2 separate regions of the Homo sapiens genome follow, and region 1 is linked to region 2. A link is a contact called in ENCODE POLR2A ChIA-PET data. All regions are on one chromosome and are shown on one strand. Each heading gives the region's core, a stretch centred on a gene start or an enhancer-like site at or near the end of the contact. The rest is flanking DNA. Distances are from core to core; before and after follow the strand shown.

Region 1 (4,537 bases), core at 1-2,500, 57 kb before region 2:
AATATACCCTCAGAGCTTCTCCATCCCAGACCTTAATACCTCACCTCTTACCAGGTTTCTGGGCCTCCCGTGAGGTCCCTTTCCCTCCTGTACCAGCTGTCCCCAGAGGCCTGTCCACCTAGTCATGAGCTGCATACATCACTGTTCCCCATCACTTCCTAAGCTCCCAGGACTCTCTCTATGCAGATGCAAGAGACACTTTACTTACCATCATTCCGCGATAACATTAGGTCAGGGATCAGGGACTGGCCTGGAGGTCAGGAACTCTAGTCCTTGCTCTTTTAGGCGAAATGATCAGGGGCTGGTGACTTGCCTCAAGTTCCTCATCTGTGAAGTGAGGGGCCCTCTGTTATAATCGTTCCCAGGCTGGGGAGCCTCCCTTATGTGCCAACCCTGAGCTGGGCACTTTCCATTCCTCACTGCTAATCCCCAGAACATAGGGTATCATGGTGCCCGTTGCCCAAGTAAAGACCCGAGATTCAAGCCTGGACTTTACTAGGTCACCCATCCCAGAAAGGTGGAGCTGGGGTTTAAGGCCAGCTCTGCCCAACTCCAGAGCCCAGCCCTTTCCTCTGCCCTGGGCTGACCACGTGGTTTGGAGGGGACTTTTCAGCCCTGGATGGTTCTAGGTGCTGGTAAGGGGATGATGGAGGGGAAGGAGCCTGGGCCTGGGTGGGTGTGGGCACTGGGGGGAAGAAGGGAGGGTGATATCAGCACACCCAGCAGGTGGGCTGCTCCCTGAGCCGCAGAGCAGCGCGGGAGTGTGGGGGCCCCCTTGGCTGGTGTGGAGAGCTGCTTCCCACAGGCAGATGCTGCTAGGGCTGAAGTGGGGCATGGAGGAGTATCTGGGGCCCCATAACTTCCCCTCAGGCACTTCCTCCCCTCCAACCACTGGTTCCTGTTTGAGGGTGAAGAGGGGGCCGTTCTCTTCACCCCAGAGCCAGATATACTGACTAGGGTCTGGAAACTGGGACCCTTCTGGGTTTAAGAGGAATTCTGGGGGGTGGGGAGCAGAAGTGCAGGTGGAGGCCATAAGGGCCGTGGGCACAGAAATGAATTGTCTTTAATTTCTTTGGGGAGCAGAGACTCAGAGGATTCCTCGACGGCCCAGGGAAACTCAAACCCATACTCTCCCTCCCCTCATCTTAGCTTCACCCCACTCTGGGGTGTGACCATCCTTCCACCAAGGTCCCTGCCCATTCCCAGCTTACCCAGAGCTTGTGGCCTGCAGGATGGACAGACTCCAAACTGGCCAGTGCTGTCTGGCTGAAGAGAAGTGTTGCCACCTCAGACATTCCTGCCCCTCCTCTGGCTTTAACTTCTCCCCCAGCCTGGGTTCCTCCCCAGCATTGTTAGGAGAGGAAGTTCGGCTCCAGGGTTAGGGTTACAACATCTTTCTTTTCAAACTTCTGGGCCTGTAGCTAGGGCCATAATCTGCCTCAGCTCCAGTCATTTCACTGATCCTGCCACTAGTCAGCAAACACCCACCACCTTCAGGTGTCTTCCTTGATTAACTCTTCTCTATTACCTCTTACACTGCATCTGTTGAGACCTCTTGATCTTGGCATATGTCTGTGGACACATGTACCCTGCTCCAGTTCAGACTGGGAGCTCTGGCATATTTGGTGTTCTGGTGACCCACTTGGTGTTCTGCAGCTCTATGCAGCAGGCTGCTTGGCTGTCTGATTAACAAACATGAGAGTTAAAGGCAGCCATACTAGATCTACATGAGCCCTGTGGATAGATCAAGGACAGAAAGTTGGTGACAAGTTGGTGACAGGAAAGGAGGTGTGGGCAATACAGGTGGACTTCCTGTAGGAGGCAGCATTCTGGCATTGAACACAGAACTAAGTAAAGGCAGCGGCCTGAGGCTCTCTGGAGAGACCTGGGTGAAGGCTTCTTAGTGGCACTGTGATGGAGAAGGAGATGGGTGCTGGAGGATTGCACACCCACTCCTTGAGGAGGGTGAAGACTGGGGAGCGCCTGTAAGGCAAGGGGTGAGGAGGAGATGTGGTGCCTGGGTGGGTCCATATTAATTTGCGTTTCCCCTTCCAAATTCAAGAACCTTCTACTTCCTCCCCCACCCTTCTCCCCATCCTCCATGTTCCCCATGCTGAATAATATTCAGGGTTTTTTGTTTGTTTGTTTTGTTTTTTTTACATTTTATTATTAAAAAGTGCAAACATAGGGTGAAATGAGAATAATTGTACAGTGAACATATTCTTACCACCTAGATGCTACTATTAACATTTTTTGTTTTGTTTTGTTTTTGAGATGGGGTCTCACTCTGTCACTCAGCCTGAAGTGCAGTGGTGAAATCATAGCTCACTGCAGCCTTGAATTCCTGGGCTCAGAGGTCCTCCCACCTTAGCCTTCTGAGTAGCTAGGACTACAGACACCAGCTACCACATGAGGCTTTGTAGAAATGGGGTCTTACTATGTTGCCCAGGCTGATTTTGAACTCCTGGTCTCAAGCAATCTTTCCACCTTAGCCTTCCAAAGTGCTGGAATTACAGGAGTGGGCCACTGCACCTGGCTCTATTAACATTTTTTATTTGCTTTATCACATATTTATCAATCCATCTCACTTTTAAATATCTTTTAAAATTACAAATATCAGTACATTTTACATCTAAACCCTTCAGAAGCTTAACATTGACTGGAGTTCAGTATTTATTTCCCCATTTCTTTTCTGGCCTGAGGAAGGCAAATTTTACATACAAATCTCAAGTCAGTACTCTTTTTTTTTTTTGAGACGGAGTCTTGCTCTGTTGCCCAGGCTGGAGTCCAGTGGTGTGATCTTGGCTCACTGCAACCTCTGCCTTCTGGGTACAAGCGATTCTCCTGTCTCAGCCTCCCAAGTAGCTGGGACTACAGGTTTGTGCCACCATATCCAGCTAATTTTTGTATTTTTAATGGAGAAGGGGTTTCACCATGTTGGCCAGGCTGGTCTCAAACTCTTGACCTCAAGTGATCCACCTGCCTTGGTCTCCTAAAGTGCTGGGATTATAGGTGTGAGCCATCTCGCCTGGCCTAATACTGTTTTGTTTGTTTGTTTTTGTTTTTAAGACAGAGTCTTGTTCTTGTCACCCAGGCTGGAGTGCAATGGCATGATTTCGGCTCACTGCAACTTCCGCCTCCTGGGTTCAAGTGATTCTCCTGCCTCAGCCTCCCAAGTAGCTGGAATTAAAGGTGCCTACCACCACGCCCCGCTAATTTTTATATTTTTAGTAGAGATGGGGTTTCACCATGTTGATCAGGCTGCTCTCGAGCTCCTTACCTCAGATGATCCACCTTCCTTGGCCTCCCAAAGTGCTGGTATTATAGGCAAGAGCCACTGCGCCCAGCCCCAGTATTCAGTTTTTAAACTGTCTTGTTATCAAGGCTCTGGAGCCAGATGCCTGGGTTCAAATTCTGGTTCTGCCACTGACTCTGTGAGCTCCATAAGTTTCTTAACCTCTCTGTACCTCAGTTTCCTCTTAGGGTTTTTGTCAGGATTATAATTATTGGCTGGGCATGATGGCTCATGCTTGTAATCCCAGCACTTTAGGAGGCCAACACGGGCAGATCACGTGAGTCCAGGAGTTTGAGCCCAGCCTGGGCAATGTGGCAAAAATCCATCTCTACAAAAAATGCAAAAATTAGCTGGGCATGGTGGCATGTGCCTATAGTCCCAGCTATTCAGGAGGCTGAGGTAGGTGAATCCATAGATCCTGGGAGGTCAAGGCTGCAGTGAGCCATGATCCTGCCATTGCATTCCAGTCTGGGTGACATAGCGAGACCCTGTCTCAAAAAAAAAAATTATTAAAGTGTGTAAATCAGTGGCATAAACATGTTAAGTGCATTTTGTGGGTCAGCTATATTATTATTAGTATTACGGAAACACATAGAGATGTTACCAAGAAGGGGAGATGATTGGAGCCACTTCCAGCTTCCTTGGACCTGGTCTTTCTTCCCTTGACTCTTTTTTTTTTTTTTTTTTTTTTTTTGAGAGAGAGAGTCTCAGCCTGTTGCCCAGGCTGGAGTGCAATGGTGCAATCTTGGCTCACTGCAACCTCTGCCTCCCAGGTTTAAGTGATTCTCCTGCCTCAGCCTCCTGTGTAGCTGGAATTACAGGCGCGTGCCACCACGCCCGGCTAACTTTTTGTATCTTTAGTAGAGACAGGGTTTCACCATGTTGGCCAGGCTGGTCTCGAACTCCTGACCTCAAGTGATCCACCTGCCTCAGCCTCCCAAAGTGTTGGGATTACAGGTGTAAGCCACTACCCCGGCTACTCCCTTGACTCTTAACCACTCATGCTGCCTACATCTACCATTCATGTGGTCCTTGCTGCTTTGTTTTGGTTATTCCTGCATTTATTTGTCCTTTTATTCATTTATGTATAAACATTTAGTAAGCACCTACTAATGGATAGGGCTCATTGTAGACTTGGAAGCTCTCTGAGGGTGGGAGTATGCCTCGTCCATCTGTCTTTACTTTTTGTAGCAAGGGAGGTAAAGCTCCATTTCCATCCCTCCTTAGTGAGTCAGTAGTCAG
Region 2 (6,499 bases), core at 2,849-5,348:
ATTTTTGGGAGTGGGGTGGGGTTTTCAATCTTCTCTTTCCTCCCCATCCCCCCATGGGGTGTATTGGAGATCAACTTCCTCCACCCCCCCAGGTTTAACCCCCCCACTCTGCCCTCCTCCCGTTCCCCACCCCCTTCCTCCCCCCCAGCCAATGGAGATCTTCGTGGATGATGAGACGAAGTTGACGCTGCATGGGTTGCAGCAGTACTACGTGAAACTGAAGGACAACGAGAAGAACCGGAAGCTCTTTGACCTTCTGGATGTCCTTGAGTTCAACCAGGTCAGTTAGACGTCCAGTAGGGGGATGAGCATTGGAGCACTCCAGCTGTAGCAGAAACCTGGATATTAAGTACACTTTTATTGAGGAAATCACATGTGTGATGTGGGAGAGAATAATGAGGGTATAAATATCTTAGGGGCTGAGCATGAGTAAGGTGGGAGCTGCTTTTCTATTCTATGGCTGGCACGGGTATGTCCTCAATAACCTCAAGGAAAATAAACTTCAAAAATTAAGATCCTTGGCCAGGCACGGTGGCTTATGTGTGTAATCCCAGCACTTGGGGAGGCTGAGGGAGGTGGATCACTTGAGTCCAGGAGTTTGAGACCAGTCGGGGCAACATGGCGAAACTTCATCACTACCAAAGAAGAAAAAAATTAGCCAGGTGTGGTGGTGTATGCCTGTAGTCCCAGATACTCTGGTGGCTGAGGTGAGAGGATAGCTTGAGCCCAGGAAATTGAGGCTGCAGTGAACTATGATTGCACTACTGTGCTCCAGCTTGGGCAACAGAGTGAGATCTTGTCTCCAAAAGTCCTTGAAGGATTTTAGGAAGTTGTTAAAAGTCTTGAAACGATGTTTGGGGGCATGTTAGGGTTCTTGAATGTTTAATTCCTCTAATAACTGCTTATTCAAGAGAAGCATTTCTGACTGGGTGCAGGGCAGTGGCTCATGCCCATAATCCCAGTACTTTGGGAGGCTGAGGCAGGAGCATTGCTTGAGCCCAGGACTTCAAGACCAGCCTGGGTAACATAGGGAGACGCCCGTCTCTACAAATAGTAAAAATAAAAAATAAAAAAAGTAGCTGGGCGTGGTGGTGTGCACCTGTGGTCCCAGCTGCTTGGGATGCTGAGGTGGAAGGATCTCTTAAACCCAGGAGGGTGGAGGCTGCAGTGACTTGCGATTGCACCACTGCACTCCAGTCTGGGGGACAGAGTGAGACCCCATCTCAAAAAAGTGTTTAATTAATATACTTGTGAGTGGTCTATTTGCATTTAAAACTGCTTTCTAGAATTAGGATAGCTCCCTTAGGTTTAATGTTTTGGTGAGCAGGAATATCAGTTACCCCTCCAGATCTTAATTCTAGTTTTTTATCACTTTTTCATGAGGTGATCTCATCCTCATCTCCTAGCATGTCTGGCAATTTTGATTTCTGAACTCTGTGCTACCTCAGAGGCCAGCTTCCTTAGGGAAAAATCAGTGCTGAAGTAAAGTTATATTTCCTTTTCTGCTCTAAATATATAGTGGGGGAATAAGAGAAATGAAGAGGAATTCCTGAGAACGTAATTACTAGAAACTCCCCTCTCCCACGTAATGTCTCTCACACACCATGGACCCCTATTCCCCCAATTTGCGACCCCCCACCCCACCCCACAACAGGTGGTGATCTTTGTGAAGTCTGTGCAGCGGTGCATTGCCTTGGCCCAGCTACTAGTGGAGCAGAACTTCCCAGCCATTGCCATCCACCGTGGGATGCCCCAGGAGGAGAGGTGAGCTGAAGATGGGAAAGATATTTTGTGTCCTTGGGAGAAAAAGACAGTTGAGAGAAGGGAATCTCAACATGTTTTAAATTTCCTTTCTCACAAAGGCTTTCTCGGTATCAGCAGTTTAAAGATTTTCAACGACGAATTCTTGTGGCTACCAACCTATTTGGCCGAGGCATGGACATCGAGCGGGTGAACATTGCTTTTAATTATGACATGCCTGAGGATTCTGACACCTACCTGCATCGGGTAAACCTCACAGGCTGAAAAAATCCCACTCTCCCATTCCCTTGTTTTCTGTTTGTACATCTTCATTCCTGCCTCTGGGTCTCTTTCCTCTTCGGTCTTCCAGTGCTACCCTCTGTCTCCCTCCAGGTGGCCAGAGCAGGCCGGTTTGGCACCAAGGGCTTGGCTATCACATTTGTGTCCGATGAGAATGATGCCAAGATCCTCAATGATGTGCAGGATCGCTTTGAGGTCAATATTAGTGAGCTGCCTGATGAGATAGACATCTCCTCCTACAGTGAGTACTGATCTCATGAAACCCTTTAGGTCCTCCCTGTTCCTTAGTGTGTTTGTCCGAAATCCCATCACATAGGTCATGGGCATCTGATGCATAATGGACACTTGACTGGTTCATGCCCCCTGGTCTTTGATGCTGTGTTGGGATGTTTTTCTGACCTTTATGTGGGGTGTCTTGTCTTCTCTCATCATATTACATCCCTTCCCTCACCCCCACGTCCGTCCTCTGAACCCAGGCAGTACACCAGTGTCTGCATGTGTGCCGTGTGTTCCTGCCTCACTTTCCCCTTTTCATGCCTTATTCTGACCATGCTACGTTTTCTTCTCAGTTGAACAGACACGGTAGAAGACTCGCCCATTTTGGAATGTGACCGTCTGTCCTTCAGGAGAGGACACCAGGGTGGGGGTGAAGGAGACACTACTGCCCCCACCCCTGACAGCCCCCACCCCATGGCTTCCATCTTTTGCATCACCACCACTCCTGAACCCCCATTTCTGATTTGTCAGAATTTTTTTTTAACAAAACTAAAAATGAAACACATGTGTCTGTGGTATCTATAAGTGCTTCGTCCCTTTATTGTATTTGGGGTGAGGTTATTTTAGGGCATGGTCCAGGGTGAATTCCTATAAGGCCTGGGTGCCCTGCCTGCTGTGAGATCAAAGGGGAATGGGACTAAGACTGCAGAGCCCTGGCTCCCCCACTGCCTGCCAATTGCCTGCGCTTTGTGGTCTCTTCCACTTTCTCTGGCCTGGGAAGACGCTGGGGTGTTTATGATCCCAAGGCTCCTGGTGGGTGGTGCGTGTATTTTCAGCGCCGGAGGGTGCTGTGGGCACTGGGGGAAACTTAGGCGCCTCCTCCAAGGCTCTCTTGGTGCCTCCTCATCTGTTCCTTCAGCTTCTGGATCTTGAGCACCAGGGCTTGGGCCTCCCAGGCTCCCTCCTGCCCTTCAAGGAGGGCCTGGTACAGCTCCAGCTGCTGCTCCAACAACTCTTCAGCTCGGGCCAGCTCAGCTGTGCGGTGGGTCCCAGGGCCCTGGTCAGGGAATTAAGGGAGGGAGCATCAGCCAGGGCAGGGGGCTGAGGCCCTGGGAAGCTTTGTTGCAGGCTGTGGCTGGAAGTGAGAAATTCCACCTTCCCTATTCGTTTTTGAACCGGTCGTTTAAGGACACCTGTACTGAGAAGGCCAGGTAGCTTCCTGTCTTGGGCATAGGCCTCTGGGTGGTAGTAGGGGGAGCAAATAGAGTTCCCTGGCCCAGGGGCTGTAACTGGCTTCCTTGAACAAGGATATGGGGTCACTGGAAAGAGGATCAGCTGCTCCTCCCCGCTAAGAAATAATTAACTGTTAGGTGAGGGGGAATAGATCCTGTTCAAGGACTTTGTGGACTGTGCTGTTGTGGGTGGGGGTGGGGTGAGGGAAGGGAACCCTGAGGTCTGGGCTGGGGGAGGTGGGGAGAGGAGTTGGTAGCTGAACTAAGAAAAGAGCTGCAGGGGTAGGCATGGTGTGGGGTGGTGCAGGGTGGGATTGAGGGTTTTTTTTTCCCACACCCCAGTGTAAATTCTCACACCCTCTGTTCCTACCTGTGGTGCCACTTACCCTGGGAGGGGACGTCATCTTCCCATTTCCTCTGGAGCTGGTCTGCTCTTCCATGCTTGCTTTGGGGTTTTGGGAGCAGCACCCATGGGAGCCCTGGGGTGCCAAGGACCAGGAGGGCAGAAGGAGGCGAAGGAAATGGTACCGAGAGAGCCAGGGCAGAGGGAGGACCATGGCGGGTGACCTGGCAGGGAGCTGTGTGAGCTGTCCAACGGCCACCAGGAACTGGTTCGCTCCAGGACTTGGCCTCACTTGAGTGCCTGGCCCTGCCCAGGCCCCAGCCCCCAGCCCTGCCCCTGCCCCTGCCCCACTCTGCCCCACGTCTCTCCCAGCCTGGCCCCAGACAGAGTCCAGGAACAACTCCTGTTCCTGATGTGAAAAATGTCCCTGCCAGTTTAGGCAGAACTTGCTTTAGAGCACTGGTGCCCAGCCTACCACAGGTCTGTGATTTTTTTTTTTTGATCTAGTGTTTATTAGGTATGAATTTTACAAACATTAGCGGTAGCTGTGGAGCTGGAGAGTATTGCACCTTCTCCAAGCTGCATGGCGAGAACCACCAATAGTGTGGTAGAACTTACAGCCCTTTCCAAGGCCGTGGCTCTCTTGGCCTGCAGATAGCCTACGCATCTCCCTATGCTTGTTGTGGACCACTGGGTGTCAGGTTTCCTTCTGATAGTGTTATGGAATGGATCAACTAGGATAGCCTCAAAAACTTTGTATGTGGAATCTTTAACCAGCCCAGTGAGAATTCAGGACTCAGAGCCCCACAGTGGCATCCAGCTTGCTCTTCTGTAACAGACTGAAGGCTTTAAGCAAACTAGCTGGTTAACACCATGATAGACAGGCTTGCTGTTAAGTTGCCTTCTTAGGAACTAGATTTTCAGCCACCGTGGCGCTTATATGTAACATAACCTTGCTTGGCTGTAGCCCAGTAGCGTGCTTTATTGGGCTGGGTGGGGCGGGGATCCCTGTGGAGAGCAGAGAGCTGGTGGTACTGCCAGCAGCGGACCCTCAGAAGAAAGCTCATGACATCAGACTGCTTCTTCCATAGCTTCTGGATGTACTTGTATGCACCATCTTGGTTTACCCAGTGGCTGCTGCCAGACAGAAAGGAAAGGCTACCACAGGTCTTGTGTCTTTTTTTTTTTTTTTTTTTTTTTGAGACGGAGTCTCGCTCTGTTGCCCAGGCTGGAGTGCAGTGGCGCAATCTGGGCTCACTGCAAGCTCTGCCTCCCGGGTTCACGCCATTCTCCTGCCTCACCCTCCCGAGGAGCTGGGACTACAGGTGCTCGCCACTACGCCCGGCTAATTTTTTGTATTTTTAGTGGAGACGGGGTTTCACCGTGTTAGCCAGGGTGGTCTCGATCTCCTGACCTCATGATCCGCCCGTCTTGGCCTCCCAAAGTGCTGGGATTACAGGCGTGAGCCACCGCACCCGGCATTTCTTAACACTGTCTTTTCTCACTTCACTCTGCAAGGTAGGAATTACCTCACTGGTTTGCACCTGAGGAAACTGGCTCAGATGGTTTCATTCAGCATTCACTGGGGAAGTGTCTGTTGGGGGCAGCTCTAGGCTGGATGTGCTCGAAGGTCCATAGCTGGTTGTTGGTAGGGCCTGGAGGGTTCATGTCTAGGTCCACCTGACTTGAAAGCTCATCCTGACCTTGCTTAAGTGCTGATTCCCCTTTGCAGATGTACCTTTTATTGTGCTTCCCTTTATTGCTCTTTGCAGATGCTGTTTTTTATTTAGAGATTGGAGGCTTGTGGCAACCCTGTGTCAAGCACATCAAACAGGTCTATTGGTGCTATTTTCCCAACAGCAGGCAGACATCATGTCTCCATGTCACGCTGTGGAATTCTCAAAATGTTTCAAGCGTTTTCATTATTATACTTGTTACAGTGACCTGTAATCAGTTACTGAAGTTAACTATTGTGATTGTTTTGGGACACCATGAGCGATGCTCATATAAGACAGCAAACTTAATGGAAAAATGTGTGTGTTGTGACTGCTTCACCAACTGGCCATTCTCCCGACTCTGCTTTCCAGGCCTCCCTATTCCCTGAGGCACAACAATATTGAAAGGAATAATCCATGCGGCAAATGGCAAACATCATTGTCTTATTTTAAGAAGTTGTCAAAGCAGCCTTCAGCAGCCATGCCCCTGATCCATGGAGGCAAGACCCTCCCCCAGCAAAAAGATCAGGATTAGCTGAAGCCTCATATGATGGTTAGCATTTGTTTAGCAATTAAGTATTTTAAAATTAAAGTATATGGCCAGATACAGTGGCTCACGCCTGTAATCCCAGCACTTTGGGAGGCCGAGGTGGGTGGATCACTTGAGGTCAGGAGTTCAAGATTAGCCTGGCCAACATGGTGAAACCTCATCTCTACTAAAAATACAAAAATTAGCTGGGCATGGTGATGGGCACCTGTAGTCCCAGCTACTTGGGAGGCTGAGCAGGAGAATGGCTTGAACTCAGGAGGCGGAGGTTGCAGTGAGCCAAAATCGTGGCACTGCACTCCAGCCTGGGTGACAGAGCGAGACTCCATTAAGTATATACACAGTTTTTTGTACACAATGCTACTGTACACTTAACAGACTACAATATAGTACAAACATAACTTTT

The links. ChIA-PET counts read pairs that join two places held with the same protein, here RNA polymerase II (POLR2A).
Region 1: POLR2A ChIA-PET joins it to region 2 with 10 read pairs in H1. The contact joins the promoter of LST1 here to the promoter of MCCD1 in region 2. POLR2A ChIA-PET finds 5 or more read pairs at or near these places in 13 of 52 experiments (CD4-positive, alpha-beta T cell, CD8-positive, alpha-beta memory T cell, GM10248 and 8 more).

The regions. Positions count from the first base shown.
Region 1 is chr6:31,582,990-31,587,526 of GRCh38, reverse strand. LST1 (leukocyte specific transcript 1) reads right to left here and starts at 1,250. Exons shown (of 5, transcript NM_205839.3): 1 at 1,212-1,250; 2 at 209-327. The coding sequence starts at 227.
Region 2 is chr6:31,526,561-31,533,059 of GRCh38, reverse strand. MCCD1 (mitochondrial coiled-coil domain 1) reads right to left here and starts at 4,098. Exons shown (of 2, transcript NM_001011700.3): 1 at 3,875-4,098; 2 at 2,828-3,313. The coding sequence starts at 4,045. The coding sequence ends at 3,125. It overlaps DDX39B (DExD-box helicase 39B), which reads left to right. Exons shown (of 11, transcript NM_004640.7): 7 at 149-280; 8 at 1,655-1,764; 9 at 1,863-2,007; 10 at 2,134-2,281; 11 at 2,610-2,834. The coding sequence ends at 2,626. It overlaps ATP6V1G2-DDX39B (ATP6V1G2-DDX39B readthrough (NMD candidate)), which reads left to right. Exons shown (of 13, transcript NR_037853.1): 9 at 149-280; 10 at 1,655-1,764; 11 at 1,863-2,007; 12 at 2,134-2,281; 13 at 2,610-2,841. It also overlaps the pseudogene RPL15P4.